Regions from separate parts of the Homo sapiens genome. Here region 2 is linked to region 1. Evidence: read pairs that join two places in POLR2A ChIA-PET (ENCODE). Cell type or tissue: PC-9. All regions are shown on one strand. Links, peaks and the distances in the headings refer to the core of each region. The heading gives the core; the rest is flanking DNA.

Region 1 (10,760 bases), core at 3,561-8,560:
GTTGAATTATTAGAGCTAGATTTTAAATGAAAGGCAATCAAAACCAAATTCTGCATAAATATAATTTTGCTTGTTTGTTCGTAATGTCATTGGTGTATTTCAATACATTAGATACTCTAAGTGGTGGACCTTTCAACTCCCATGGGCTCGTTGTCACTCTTAGCAAATGACCTTCTAATGCATTCACTGATTAATCTATTCAAGTAATAGGTATTAAGGGACTCCTGAGTAAACAGCTCTGTGCTAAGTGGGAAGAAGCTGGAGACATTTTTGATTCTAGGAGTGGTAAGGGAAAAGAGAACCTGGAGGGTAAAAGAAGCCCTGTCATTCATGTGGCTCCCCGCCACACTGTCGGCAGGACTGTGTGATCAGCGCTGGGTGGCTGTGGGAGGAGAATTTCCAGTCTGAGCCTGGGAGGGGCAGTGGCTCAAGCCAGAAAGTAGGTCATCTTTTCATCTGGGGCCCTTGAGGGTTTTGCCAGGGACGCCGACACTCACCCACTAAATTCTGACAAGTAGCAGTTCACAGTGGCAACAGTACAGCTGTGTAACAGACCACCTCAGCACTCAATTGCTTTAAACAGTTCTCATTGGATGTTGCAGCTTGGCTGAATTAATCTGATCTAGGCTTGGTGGGGTGGCTTTTCTTTTCACTGCAGGTCCGTGGGTCAGCTGGGGTGTCTCCGCTCCTCGTGTCTCTTATCCTCCTTGGACCTAGCCAGGAATGCTCTCATGGGAATGGCAGAGGCAAAGATGGTAAGCTCAGCCATGCAAGTACTTTCAAGCCTCTGTTGCGTCTCCTCTGCTGACATCTCATTGGCCAAAGCACAGCAAGGATGGGGAAGTATACCTCGCCCCTATGGGTGAAAGTTACATGGCAAAGCCTATGGATGTCTACTCCCACAGCCTGGGAGCCAGTAATCCAGTCTGCCAAACTGTGTGATATGCCCCTTCCAGGAACCATGGAACCATGATGCCGTCATCCCTTCAGGGTTGTAAATTCCACCCAGAGTGTCTGAGAACTCAGCATTGGCTCTTGGATATGAGGAAGTTCTTTCTGGATCCAGTAAGAACTGAGGGCTGGCTGATGACTTGGAATAAAAAATAGCAGCCCAGATGTGATTGTTCATTTGTGTGTCAACTCGACTGGGCTAAGGAATGCCCAGATGGTTGGTAAAACATGACTCCTGGGTGTGCATGTAAGAGTGTTTCTGGAAGAGGTTAGCATTTGAAATGGTGGACTGAGTAAAAAATGTCTACCCTCCCCAGATTGGACATCACCTAACCCATTGAAGGCGTGATAGGACAAAAAGGCAGAGGAAGGGGGGATTCACTCTCTTCTTGAGCTGGGACATCCATCTTCTCCTGCCTTGGACATCACAGCACCTGGTTCTCAGGCCTGTGGACTTGACCGGGAGTTCTACCATCTGCCCTCCTGGTTCTCAGGACTTCGGGGCTGGGACTGAATTTTACCACCAGCTTTCCTGGTTCTCTAGCTGCAGACAGCAGGTGATGGGAGGGCTTCTCGGCCTCCATAATCATATGAGACCATTCCCCTAATAATTTTCCTAGAGAGCTGCATCTTCCTATTTTTCTCTGTCTTAGTCTCTCCCTCTCTTTATCTGTCTATAAATCTATATCTCCTGTTGGTTCTGTTTCCCTGGAGAACCTTTTTGTTTTTAGACAGTCTCACTCTGTCACCCAGCCTGGAGTGCAGTGGCATGATCTTGACTCACTGCAACCCCCGCTTCCTGAAGAACGTTGACTAGTACACCAGGGATGGAAGCGTGGTCAGGTGAGCAGGCTGATTCCCCAGACTTTGCATTCCAGCCACATCCTCCTTCTTTGTAGACTCAGGCTGTCACAAGCTAATGGGTTCTTCTTGCGTGTTGCCCACTGTCCCCCAAAAAATGAGAACAGCAGGTGTTGCAGCAAAGAAAGAGTTTACTAATTGCAGGGCCAGCCAAGCATGGAGAACAGGAGAAACTTCTTAAGCCTGTCCCCCGGAGAATTCGGAGGCTAGAGTTTTTTAATGGTACTTTGGCAGATGGGGCTTGGGAACTGGAATAATTGTATGGGTGGGAACAAAATAACAGGTGTGTCTAAAACTGCCTTTTAGTAGCTGAGTCAGTTCCTGGGAGTTGGGGAGTGGGTCTTAGGACCAGGTGGCATCTGTTTGTCTGTTGAAATGCTAAATCTAAAAAAATATCTCAAAGACTAGTTATTTAGTTTTCACAATGGTGTAGGAGTACTTGGGAAGCTTTTAAATCATGTAACCCCTGGTTACATGACTCTGGGGCAATAAGCAACTTGTAGAAAACACACTAAGCAATGGCAGGTCATTGTTTATGCCTATTCTTTAGCAAAGCTCAAGCCCCTGCCATAATTCTAATCTTATCTTATTAATGCAGCTTTGGTCTCTGAAAAAGGAGGGGGTCAGTTTTCCTTGCCTCAAACTTTAACTAAATTCCTCTTATGGTTATTTTGGCCTCTGCGCTAGAATAAGCAAAAAACAATTTAACCTGTGAGGTTAGAATCAAGATGGAGCCCATCATGTTAGATTTATTTCATTACTTACAATTCTGCAAAGGCACTTTCAAGGCTGTCTACAGTATAGCTGAAGGTCAGGCCTGCAGCTAGCACGTGCAGTGCTTTTATGCAAATTAGAAGACGGCATTTCCACCCAGTCCCTGTTATCATGAGGATGAACTCCAACCAGCCGGAAGATGACAGGGGAAACCTCAGAAAAGGATTGGATGCTGAATACATTTGACAACAGACCTAAGGCAAAAACAAAGAAAGGGAACAGATGAATGGCATAGAGTGGGGCAGACTCTTTGTGAAATGGCCTTGTGCCCACATGACTCTGGACTTGGCCCTTGTCTGGTCACTGGAACAACAGTAGACGAATGCAGGTGGAGACTTGAGCAGCGCTTGTGTGTTGGGGCTCGCCCCTCCGTGCTGCTGCGAGCCCCCCTGTGCCCATGTGAACAAGCCCAGGCTGGCCTGCTGCTTGATTACAGACATATGGCTGTGGCCTCAGCTGACAGCAAGCCAGACCTGGCAGTCAGGCCCCTCAAGACCAGCCACACTGCCGTCTCCCGAACTAATGATGTGAAGAGCCACTCAGCCAACCCACAGAACCATGGGAGATAATGACTTCGTTGTTTTAAGCCACTAAATTTAGGGGTGTTTTGTTAAACAGAGAAAGCTAAATGATACAGGATGCCAGTGTTATATGTGCCGTGGCAATGTCTGAATCAGGTAGAGAGCAGAACAGCTTGTGTACTACCTTGTCTGTAATGCTGACAAATCATATTGTCCAAATTTAAGAACACTGAAGAATGAAAAGATCACCATTAAGCAAAAACAGTGTTATTGCCTAAATAACAATGGAGTTTGAGACCAGCCTGGCCAACATGGCAAAACCCCGTCTCTACTAAAAATACAAAAATTAGCCGGGCGTGGTGGTGCACGACTGTAGTCCCAGCTACTCGGGAGGCTGAGGCAGGAGAATCACTTGAACCTGGGAGGTTGAGGTTACAGTGAGCCAAGATCAGGCCATTGCACTCCAGCCTGGGTGACAGAACGAAATTCCATCTCAAGAAAAACAAAAGAAAGAAATGTAAGAAGAAATGAACGAAAACACACCAATAATAGACCTTAATTTACATGTTTCAGTCTGACACAGATAAAGTTGACAAAATTGTTCTATCAATTTCACTATTTTGTAGGCATTATAAATAAAGATCATATAGTTCTAAGGGAAAAGTATGAGAAACAATAGATCATGCAAGTGTGTGACTGTGTATCTGATGAATCTGTGCATGCTGTGTGTTTAGAGGTGTGTAAAGATGAAAGAGCCTTAGGGACATATGATAAATTGTTTAAGTGAAAAGAATTGTAAGTCTATAAATTTTAGCAAATTGTTTTGATGATTTCAGCCTTTTAAGAAATATGCTAATTAATTATTTAACATAAATCTATATGGGCTGGGCATGGTGGCTCATGACTGTAATCACAGCACTTTGGGAGGCTCGAGGTAGGAGGATCGCTTGAGTTCAGGAGTCCAAAACCAGCCTGGGCAACATGGTGAAACCCCATCTCTACAAAAGATACAACAAAATTAGCCAGGCGTGGTGGCGCACACCTGTAGTCCCAGTTACTTGGGAGACTGAGGTGAGAGGATTGCTTGCACCCGGAGTTCGAGGCTGCAGTGAGCTGAGATCATACCACTGCACTCCAGTCTGAGCAACAGAGTGAGACCCTGTCTCAATAAATAAATAAATAAGTAAAATCTATATGTTCATTTAGAGAACAGCCATGGCAACGCTAGCCTGTGCCAGGGTCCATATAGGGACATCCAAATTGAAATGCAGTCATTTATGAGTTAATTCATCAAGTTACTAGCCTCAGAGCATCCGGTTTAAAACAATTTAAAAGGTTAGGCTTCACAATAAGAGTATAGTCAGGATGCCGAGTAATGCATTTGCTGTTTTCTGTGCTCTAAACATCACCCTTACCATGGAAAAAATATTTCTTACCATTCTTCCATTGCAATCCTTGGCACTTAGCTAAAAGAACAGAAGTATCTGAAGCAGATACATTAAGTTTTCAGAGAATTACATTCTATTGGGGAGGGGAAGGAGGATAAAATAATAAAATTCTGAGGAATTTGGTTTCAAATAAAGAAACCGAGGCCCTGGTTGTCTAAATAGCGTTGCACAGCTAGGTAGAAGGATGACTGAGATTAGAACAAAGTTTACTGCTTTCCAGGAAGAAAAATGTTCAGTTTCTTCTAGCTCTGCCATCTGAATATTCGTTAGACTTAGAACCACGCCTAATTTAGGATAAATGTTATCTTTCATATGATACATTTTATATGTGTTAATCTATCTATGAAGTGTTGTCAACATATTTATAATTTGCTGGGCCTTTAAGAGGTATCTTCTGGAAGCCTCATACCCTTGCATTTTATAATCTTTAAGATGGTTAGTTCTTCCATGACATCACATTAATACATTAGCAGATGCTCTTTCATTGGTTCTCTCTCATGGCCACTGGTCCCTTTTCCACTATTGCAGCTGTTTTGCTGACCTTATTTTCTCACTGGGAATATGCCCAGTCAGCTGTGGAAAACAAAACCCAAGAAACACAAAATTTAACAGTTGCATACATTTATTTAAAAATAACAATGAATGCAGGGCTTCTTATGTTAAAAATCATCTATACACATGTTTCAAAGCCAAAGTGCACCAAATTTCCAAAATAAAGCTTTTGGAAACATTAGCGGGCGTGAGTGGACTTGGTAAGCTGATGGTCCCCAAGCCAGATGTGAAGATAAAATGCTGTGGCGAGACGCAGCAGTGTTTTCCATGTTAAACACATTTTCAAAACTAGTAAACATTGTGACTTGATAAGACCTCGAATCAATAAAGGGACTCAGGGTAGAATCTAAGCATGTTCTACAAATGGAAGTCTGTTAAGATGAACTCTTAAAGACTTGGGTTATATACAGGTAGTCAAAAATATTTTAAAGTGGCTGGGCACAGTGGCTCACGCCTGAAATCTCAGCATTTTGGAAGGCTGACGTGGGTGGATCATTTGAGGTCAGGAGTTTGAGACCAGCCAGGTCAACATGGTGAAACCCCACCTCTACTAAAAATACAAAAATTAGCCAGGTGTGGTGGCATGCGCCTGTGATCCCAGCTACTCAGGGGACTGAGGCAGGAGAATCGCTTGAACCCGGGAGGTGGAGGTTGCAGTGAACCTCCACCACTGCACTCCAGCCTGGACAACAGAGTGAGACTCTGTCTCAAAAAAAATATATATATATATAATGTACATATATGTGTATATGTGTATATATGTGTATGTGTGTGTGTATGTATATATATATATATATATATATATATATTAAAGCATCTGGAGAGTGCCCAGTTTTGCCATAATGGATTGTTAATATTAATTGTCTTCGTGTTTCTTTCCATTTCATAGATTATTTGGGATAAACCTTGAATCCTATTCTTGGCAGCTATAGCAAGTGCCCAGAATATTCCTGGGATCCTCCTGACTGCCCACCTGGAGCATGCCTTCTTATTTTTATTTTTAACCTTAGCTGGATTGTGGGGGAGAGGTGTGGGGCAGATATCATTCATTACCATTTCAAATGCAAGAGACTAATATATGTAAAAAAGCTGTCTGTTTTGAGTTGTCATTGCTATTCCTCCATTAGGGCATATTCTCAAGATCTTCTGTCTTTTTAAAATGCAATACAAGCCAACAGCTATTCAGGGGTTTCTAATTTCTCATGTATTTGGTCTGTAATAGAATATATTAGTATATTTAAAAGCCATTGTCCTTTTTTATTATATAATCTGTATTTTTGAGATCCTTTGAGCTTTTTTCTTGAATTGTGCTTTCCTTCCAATAATGGCAATTTTGTAACTCCTGTGTCTAAGGAAGGGTTCAGAATAAGAACACGGTAAATGAATAGAATGTCAACTTGAATGTGACAGGCTGTAAGACCATGGCTGATGGGAAAGAGGAGGAAACAGAGGCCTGTGGTGGGGATCAACTCAGCTACAGGGTAGGCTCAGAGGGAGACAGGCAGTAATTGAGTTTTTAATGTTCCATTGCATTAGGTAATTTTTTTTTTTTTTTTTTTTTTTTTTTTTTTGAGACGGAGTCTCGCTCTGTCGCCCAGGCCGGACTGCGGACTGCAGTGGTGCAATCTCGGCTCACTGCAAGCTCCGCTTCCCGGGTTCACGCCATTCTCCTGCCTCAGCCTCCCCAGTAGCTGGGACTACAGGCGTCCGCCACCGCGCCCGGCTAATTTTTTGTATTTTTAGTAGAGACGGGGTTTCACCTTGTTAGCCAGGATGGTCTCGATCTCCTGACCTCATGATCCACCCGCCTCGGCCTCCCAAAGTGCTGGGATTACAGGCGTGAGCCACCGCACCCAGCCTGCATTAGGTAATTTTGAATCATCCTCTTGTTTGTGCAGATAGTAACTTACTCAAAGACTTCCAGTCCGGTTGTGATGGAGTAGCATTAGACTTACCATTCTATCATGAAGACTATAACAAATGCACAAAACATGTGAAACAATGGTTTTCAGGCCTTGGACAGTGGCTTAAAGCCTTGAGCTGCCTTGAGCCAAGGGAGGTACTTGATATTTATCCTGGCTTTCTGCTTGAAGTTGGTTTCTAAACCACAGTGGGGGATAATTTAGTCAAGCAAAGAGAGCAGCAGGGAAGGGAAGCTGGGCAGGGAATCTGGAAACATTGCTTGTGGCTTCTGTGACAGTGGCAATTTGTGTGTCAGGGTACCAGATGAGAGACAATTCCTTAACTTTGTATAAGGCCTCCCTTAAGGTCCTTGGCTAAATCTTAAACTGAACATGTCCGGGGCAAGACACTATGATGCCTAATAGAGAACAGCTCCTAGGAACAGAGAGTTGATCAGAGATTTCAATGATAACTCATCATTGAAGAATTTCAGCCAGTCAAGCCATAGACCTTGGTGGGCATCTCTGGCATTTAATTAAAACCCCAGAAAGGTCATTTCATTAAGAGTAAGAACCATGCTATAGAAGTAAGGGCTGTGCCTGATGACTAAGGGAAACATTGAAATAGACATGTCGAAAAGCCCAGCCTCAGCAAAATTGAAGGGATCCACCAGACTCCCTGAACAAAACTCAGCCCGCTTTAGAGAAAGGTAACAAAATTCAGAGTTTCTAGGAGTCACACAATGTCTGGCATATGCTGAAAAATCAGTTCTATGTGTGAAGAAGGAAAAAAATGTGATGGTTTATCAAAAGGAGGAAAAATGATCAAAAGAGACAGACTCAAAGGTGAACTAGATGTTGGAATTAGCAGAGAATAGTCTTTAAATAATTGTTATAAATATGTTAAAGCAGAGGTCCCCAACCCTTGTGCCACAAACCGGTACTAGTCCATGGCCTGTTAGGAACGACGCCACACAGCAGGAAGTGAGTGGCGGGCAAGCGAGATCTGTATTTACATCCACTCCCCCTCATTCACATTACTGCCTGAGTTCCACCTCCTGTCAGATCAGTGGTGGCATTAGATTCTCATAGGAGCATGAATCCTATTGTGAACTGCACATGGGAGGGACCTAGGTTGCACTTTCCTTATGATAATCTAAAGCCTGATGATCTGAGGGGAGCTCAGGCAGTGATGTTAGTGCTAGGGAGTGGCTGCAAATACAGGTTAACATTAGCAGACAGTTTTCACTGCACAGAGACCATAAGACCACAATAAATCCACTGCTTGCAGGCTAATATCAAAACCCTACCAGTGAGTGGCAAGTGACAATTAAGCTGCAATTGGTGGCTGGCAAGTGAGTCAATATACTTCAGTTGTACAGCTGCATCTGGTGGCCTTAAAAGTATGTTTGAGACAACTTCAAATCCCCATATGTTCTGGATTAAAGTCAAGGCGGAGTATCCTGAGATTGCCACAAAAGCACTGAAAAACCTGCTTCCATTTCCAGCATCCTCTGTTTGTGAAGCAGGGTTTTCTGCAGTGACAGCAACCAAAACGAGATACTGGACAAAATGAGAACAGACTGGACATAAGCAACACACTTCAGGTATCTCTTCTCCCATCACCCCCAGATGGGACTATCTAGTTGCAGGAAAACAAGCTCAGGGCTCCCACTGATTCTTTGTTATGGTGAGTTGTATAATTATTTCATTGTATATTACAATGTAATAATAATAAAAAAAAGTGCACAATAAATGTAATGTGCTTGAAACATCCCGAAACCATCCCCACCCCCACCCTCATCAGTGGAAAAATTGTGCCAAAAAGGTTGGGGACTGCTGTGCTAAATAACTTACTGGAAAAAGTTGATGAAATGATGGAAAATTTTAGCAGAGAAATTGAAACTCTAAAAAAGAACCAATTAGAAATTATGGAACAGAAAAATATCTGAAATGATGAGCTCATCAGAAGGGCTTAACAGCAGACCAGACACAATAAATGAAAGAATAAGTAAACACAAAACAGATTGTAGAAATTACCTAAGTAAAGCATGGAAAGGAAAAAGAATTTCAGCTGGGTGCAGTGGCTCACGCCTGTAATCCCAGCACTTTGGGAAGCCGAGGCTGGTGTATCACCTGAGGTCAGGGGTTCGAGACCAGCCTGGCCAACATAGTGAAACCCTGTCTCTACTAAAAATACAAAAATTCGCTGGGTGTGGTAGCACATGCCTGTAATCCCAGCTACTCAGGAGGCTGAGGCAGAATTGCTTGAATCTGGAAGGCAGAGGTTGCAGTGAGCTGAGATTGTGCCATTGCACTCCAGCCTGGGAAATATTAAAGGAGGTTCTTCAGGGTCACTATGCATTGAATGTTTGTGTCTCCCAAATTCATATGTTGAACCCTAATCCCCAATTGGATCATATTCAGAGGTGGAGCCTTTGGGAGGTGATTAGAATTAAGTTAGGTCATGAGGTTGGGGACCTCCTGGTGGAATTAATGCCCTTATAAAAAGAGGAAGAGACATGAGATCTCTGTGTGTAAATGCACAAGGGAAGGCTGTGTGAGGGAGGACATAACCTGGAAGAGAGCCCTCACCAAGGACTCAGTGTGGCTGGCACCCTGACCTAACTCCAACCTCCAGAACCGTGAGAAAATAGATTTCTATTGTTTAAGCCCCCCAGACTATCGTATTCTGTTATAGCAACCCGAACTAAGACAAGGGTGAGGATAAAAGATCCCAGTTGGAAGCCCATATCTTCAAGAAGGAATGAAGGCCACTAGAAGCAGAAATGGTTAGATAAATAGAAAAGAACAGTTCAAAAAATACATTTTAGAGCCTACTGACCACTTGAAATAACTAATAACAGAGTATGGGTGGATTTATATAATATGTAGAGGTAAAATATATAATACGTAACCTAAAGGGGAGTGAGTGGTTAAAAGAAATTAAACTGTTGTAAGTTTCTAGCATTGTACATGAAGTTGTATATCAACTTAAGGTAGAGTATGATAAGTTAAGGAGGCATATTATAATCCCTAGAGCAACAACTAGGTATAAAATAAAGAGTTATTACTAATTGAATGCAAAAGATAAAAAGGAATAATAAAAATGCTTGATTAATTCAGAAGTCTGGAAAGGAGAAACAATGGATGAGAAGGGACAAGTGGAAACAAAACAGAAAGATGGCAGACTTACACCCAACCATATGAGTAGTTCAAAACGTAAATGGAATAAACACACCAATGAAACAAGAGAGTTTGTTTGGACAGAAAAAAGAAAACTTGACCCTATAATGTTTACAAGAGACTATCTTTAAATATAAGGATACAGAAAGGTTAAAAGTAAAATAATGGAAAAAGAAACAGTATAAGAAAGCAGATGCAGCTATATTAATATCATTGCTATACTGATATAGCTGATGACCTACATTAATATTTCCAGGGAGAAGGGTGTGCTTTTCATCCTTATGATAAAGAATAATGATAAAGGGTTAATTCTTCAGGAAGTGTTAACTGTCCTAAAGTGTATTCACCCTGTATGCCTCAGTAATTTATAGAACTAAGATTTTAAAAAAGTCAAATTCACATTATGCCATTTCTCTTTCAATAACTGATAGAATAATAAGCAGACAAAAAATGGATAAAGATATATAAGATTTGAACCACACTATAAACCAATTTGAACTAATTGGTCAAAATTTGAGAACATTATACCCAACAACTGAAGAATATGTATTCTTTTCAAATGGATA
Region 2 (5,000 bases), core at 1-5,000, 80 kb after region 1:
CAGCTACATGCTATTAAGTGGCAGGGCCAGGATTTGAACCCAAGTCTGTTTGCTTTAAAAGCACCATTGAAATTCCAGCACCTAGCTATGCCTCGTAAAATATTGCAGAACCATGCCTGTAACTCAGCTGTGTGTACAGATGCTACGTAACCCTCACAACAACCCTAGTGGGGGGTGGGCATGATAAGCCCATTTTACAGGTGAGAAGACTGAGGCCCACAAAGGCTCAGTGGCTCTGATGAGGTCCCACAGTTAGGAATGCCAGGTCTGCGGTATGAGCCTGTGGTCCATGCCCCATTCACCCTCCATAGGTGTTCAGCTCCCGCTCCCACTGATGATGCTGGCCTGGCTGCAGATGCCCCTTCAGGTCATAATGGAGTGCAGAGGCCTCATTGTGCCTATGAAATTGTGACCATTTTCCTTAAATTCATCACTCAATGCTCGTCTCACCTCTCCCGCATTCTCAATAAATTCCTGATCATTTATCGCCATCCGTTTGGCATTTCACCACCCAGAGGAACTTGGAGCCATCTGCAGCCTTGGAAAGTTCAAGCTGTTCTCCTTCCAGGAAAGAAAATGAATGTTACATAAGATGGAGCCCAGCACATTCTTATAGAAGATCAGGAAACCACTTCTCTGACTAAAACAGCTCCCTGTTATCTCTGCCTCTTGCTTCCTATTTTATCCAGGTCCACAATCACACGGCAGCTGCCGTTTTTAAACATTCTCTCTTGCAGAGCCTTTAAAAAGAGCTCCATACTGTCCCTGTGTTCCCATAGAATGGCCGTCTCTCCAAGACCCCCATGGACTCTGTGAGGAAAGGCTTCTCCCACTGCATTGTTCCCAGCAGAGCCTGTGCTGGTGGCCTTGTCCTTTGTCCTTCAGGTGTGGGTGGGAGACCTCTCCAGGGGTCGAGGTGCCTGCAGACCCCCAGTGGACCCTGGCCCACTTCCTCCTAGTGCCTCTCTGGGGTGGCAGGCCTGGCCCAACTATTACCATTTCTTCTTCATAGAACAGGCTCTTCTTCTACTTGCTCATCTTAGGTTATTTTATTTGGTTATTGTCAATAAAACTGGCTCTGTGTTTTGGGGAAACATGTTCATTATAGAACCTTAAGAAACTGAAGTAGAAAGATGTGACTACTGACCACTCCAGGACAATTAACGTTGATGTGCACAGACTCTGAGGAGTTGGAAAGCACCCTAAAGATGATCTATTATAGTTTGACCTGTGGGCTCTACCATGGGGAAACTGAGGCCCAGGGGACTTAGGCTCACTCATTCCCCTGTAGGTGGCCATGGCAGGAGTGGGGAGTCCTACTCAGGGAGTCACTGTGGGATGGGGGACAAGTGAGCAGAAGCGATCAGTGGTCTCTGCCATGTGGCCAGGATGGCTTTAAGCAGACGTGACATTTGAGCCGGGTCTGGTCCGCCCCGTGGCCCTGCAACCCTCTGCTCACTGCCGGCCTCCTGGGCGACACTGCTTTCTGGCTCTGCGGCCCCATCCTCCTCCCATTGATGTTACCTCCTAACTAGCCATCTTGCATTCCGGGTGGTAATTCCTGCTAAATGGCTCCAGATCAGCTTTTCCCAAACCTTGATTGTTTACACGCCACCTTTGTGATTTTCATAGCGGCTATTTAAATTTCATATTATTTCTTCATAGTTTTTTTAAAATCAACTTTCTTTTTTACTTTAAATCTATTTTAAGAGGAAATTTTATTGTAACACAAGAAGTAGAAACCAGTGTCAGGGGCTGTAAATAGGTGACCACAAGGAGAAAACAAGGCGACAGTGTATTGCAGCTCTGCACTGGGGTACACTCAAGAGCCCTGAGCCACCCCGTCCTGAAAGTGGTGGTGAGCTAGTGCCTGAGAGGTGCTTAAAATGGGTCAGCACCTGAGTGAGTCTCTCTCTTAAGTACTCAGAGGATTGGAATGGGATGAACGAGGGAATGAGTAATGTTTTCCTGGTACACGGTGATGGCATTTCATGCTGTGACATCAAACTTCCCTAACTCATCCCAGGCACAACCAGCTGTGGGAGTCCTACAGGCTGAGAGACTCATGCTCTGCACACTCAGGGCTCATCACACCAGCTAGTAAATGTGCAGGGTTTTTAACAACCCTCTGTGTGATTTAGAGTCTAGCTCTCTTCTTTTTTGTTTTTTGCCCTGACATATATGCACATCTTCATTCAAAGTCATCCCATAAATGAGTGTACTGTTCCCCTCCTATGGAACATGCCTGTACAGTAAAAGCATCCCATATGGTGTGAGTGCACCAGCATCGGCCATGGTTTGCTGTGAGGCTGGTTGGCACCAAGGAGAATTAGAAGAAGCAGGTGGGGCCAGAATATCTTCACCCCCACCCCACTGCTTGTTCCTTCAGGCGGCCTGGAGGTGGGTGCCCACTGCCAGAACAAGAGCAAACAAAGGCCCTCCCCGTGCAGCAATAAAGAGACTCAGGCTTGTGCCAGGTGTGGTGGCTCACGCCTGTAATCTCAGCACTTTGGCAGGCTGAGGCAGGTGGATCATTTGAGGCCAGGAGTTCGAGACCAGCCTGGCCAACATGGCAAAACCCCATCTCTACTAAAAATACAAAAATAAACTGGGTGTGAGGGGACGCACCTGTAATCCCAGCTACTCAGGAGGCTGAGGCAGGAGAATCACTTGAACCCAGGAGGCGGAGGTTGCAGTGAGCCAAAATTGTGCCACTGCACCCCAGCCTGGGTGACAGAGCAAGACTCTGTCTAAAAAAAAAAAAGAGAGAGAGAGAGAGAGACTCAGGCTTGAAAGACAGTGCTCCAAGCTCTTGCACAGAAGCGAGGTCAGTCATACCAGCATCTGGTCCTTTTCCAGAATCTTGGGACAGCTGTGGAGCTCTTCATTAATGGACTGCTCTAAAAGTCACACCATGTGCCTTCCACAGACCATCAGTGATTTCCCAGAAGGGCAGTTCCAAATATTGATCTAAATGTCGCCTCAGAGGAGCCCTTTGGCATAAGAACCTTTTCAAAACCGGCCAGGGCCCCGGCTGGCCTAGAAGAGGCATCTGAAGAGATCGCACATGTTAATAAAGGTTCTTAATCTCTTGGCCTCCTATAATGCAGAACTGCTTTTCGATTAAAAATAAATCACTCCTGGAGCTTGCATCCCCAAAGCATATGAAATAATTTTGAGGCAGTAGATATCTTGTGTTGGAGGAGTAATAATAGCCATCTAAGTTTCCAGCCTAGTACAAGGGGGGTGATTATCCATCTCACCCCACTGGCACTGACATATTTTCTGCACCTGTAGGAGATTACAGGAGGATGGGAAAGTGTGGGAGAGGCTAATCAGGCTTAATTAGGGAATGCAGGATGTCGGTTTTGCTTGTTATTGCACCTGGGCACCAGGGCTGTCAGGCTGCTGACCGCCTCGGTGGGCCTCCACACTTTGGTCCTGTTTGCATTTTATGAGCAGCAAACAGGTATGCACCTAAGTAAGTGAAGTTCAAGACCAAACTCTTGAACCTAGTATCTCTTACACTCCGCAACTCTAGCATCTCCAGTCCTATAGGAAGCAGGCCTGTGCTGTGTGGTATGGAGCGGATGTCCCCTGTCTCCTGACCCTGACATGCTTGGCTCAGGGTGCCCAACCCGGCCTGGCATATGCTCATCTGCTAATTATTCTGGGTCCACACTAGACTGGAAGTTCCATAAGGGTAGGGACTTGGTCTGAGATGTGTCCCCAGAGCCTAACCCAGTGCCTGGCCAGACAGAGCTCTCAAGGAATCTCTGTTAAATAAGAAATAGAGGGCTGTGAGCTGTGTGGGCCTCTGTCTGGTGACAAGCATGGGTTCTTCCTGTTGGGTTACAGCTGTGGCCACAGCAGCCTTCCAGCTACTTTCATAGGGCTTCATCCTTTCTAGAAAAAAAATTATATATATAAATATTTTATATTATAAAATATATGATATATTTATTATATTATTATAAATACATATTTTAAAATACATAACATATACATATATATTTTTTCTTTCTTTTTTAAAGGAAATAAATACTTTAGGGACTACTCCAGAACCTTGCATGCATCTGAACTTTTCTTGGAAATGTCACCCCTTTTAATTTTGTTTTATTGTATTTTATTTTTGAGACGGAGTTTTGTTCTTGTTGCCCAGGCTGGAGTGCAATGGTGCGATCTCGGCTCACTGCAACCTCCGCCTCCCGGGTTCAAGTGATTCTCCTGCCTCAGCCTCCCAAGTAGCTGAGATTACAGGCATGCACCACCAGGCCTGGCTAATTTTGTATTTTTAGTAGGGATGGGGTTTCACCATGTTGGTCAGGCTGGTCTTGAAATCCTGATCTCAGGTGATCCACCAGCCTCAGCCTCACAAAGTGCTGAGATTACAGGCGTGAGCCGCCGCGCCTGGCCGTTACCCCCACTCCTTTTTTTTTTTTTTTTTTGAGATGGAGTTTCACTCTTGTTGCCCAGGCTGGAGTGCAATGGCGCTATCTCGGCTCACTGCAACCTCCACTTCCTGGGTTCAAGCGATTCTCCTGCCTCAGCCTCCTGAGTATCTGGGATTACAGGCGCTTGCCATCAGGCCTGGCTAGTTTTTGTATTTTTACTAGAGATGGGGTTTCACCATGTTAGTCAGGCTGGTCTAGAACTCCTGACCTTAGGCAATCCACCTGCCTTGGCCTCCCAAAGTGCTGGGATTACAGGCGTGAGCCACCGCACCTGGCTCATTACCCCTTTTTAATTAGTAGCATTGCTCTTCTCTCTCTGACTATACGTACTCTCTCTGACTTCTAAATTTATCAGCAGCTTCTTCTGAAGCTGGCCTGGTACCCGGTGAGCTCTACGGGACTCTGAGCTGAGTTTAGAGGAGGGAAAGGCAGTTGAAGGGATTTCTTGTTGGCTACAATGCTTAGACACCTCAGGGGGTGAAGCACATGCTCTGACTGTTACCAGTAAGTTCCCAGGCCAACCAGTGGGTAGTTCTTACTACCACA

The links. ChIA-PET counts read pairs that join two places held together with the same protein. Peaks named below come from ENCODE experiments on the same cell type or tissue, not always from the same donor. Only the 100,000 strongest peaks of a DNase experiment are listed, where the experiment ranks them.
Region 2: POLR2A ChIA-PET joins it to region 1 with 5 read pairs; 3 of 35 experiments call an interaction of 5 or more read pairs at or near these places.

The regions. Positions count from the first base shown.
Region 1 is chr3:127,878,542-127,889,301 of GRCh38, reverse strand. The region is part of intron 3 of LOC107986129 (a long non-coding RNA gene); the gene reads left to right. Among named protein-coding and RNA genes, the nearest start is that of KBTBD12, 31 kb to the left of the region's middle. In PC-9, for the core only: no CTCF peak of the experiment used is centred there; no DNase peak of the experiment used is centred there.
Region 2 is chr3:127,800,751-127,805,750 of GRCh38, reverse strand. The region is part of intron 2 of MGLL (monoglyceride lipase); the gene reads left to right. Among named protein-coding and RNA genes, the nearest start is that of MGLL, 19 kb to the left of the region's middle. In PC-9, for the core only: no CTCF peak of the experiment used is centred there; a DNase peak (open chromatin) is centred at 1,960; H3K27ac peaks cover 3,238 bases.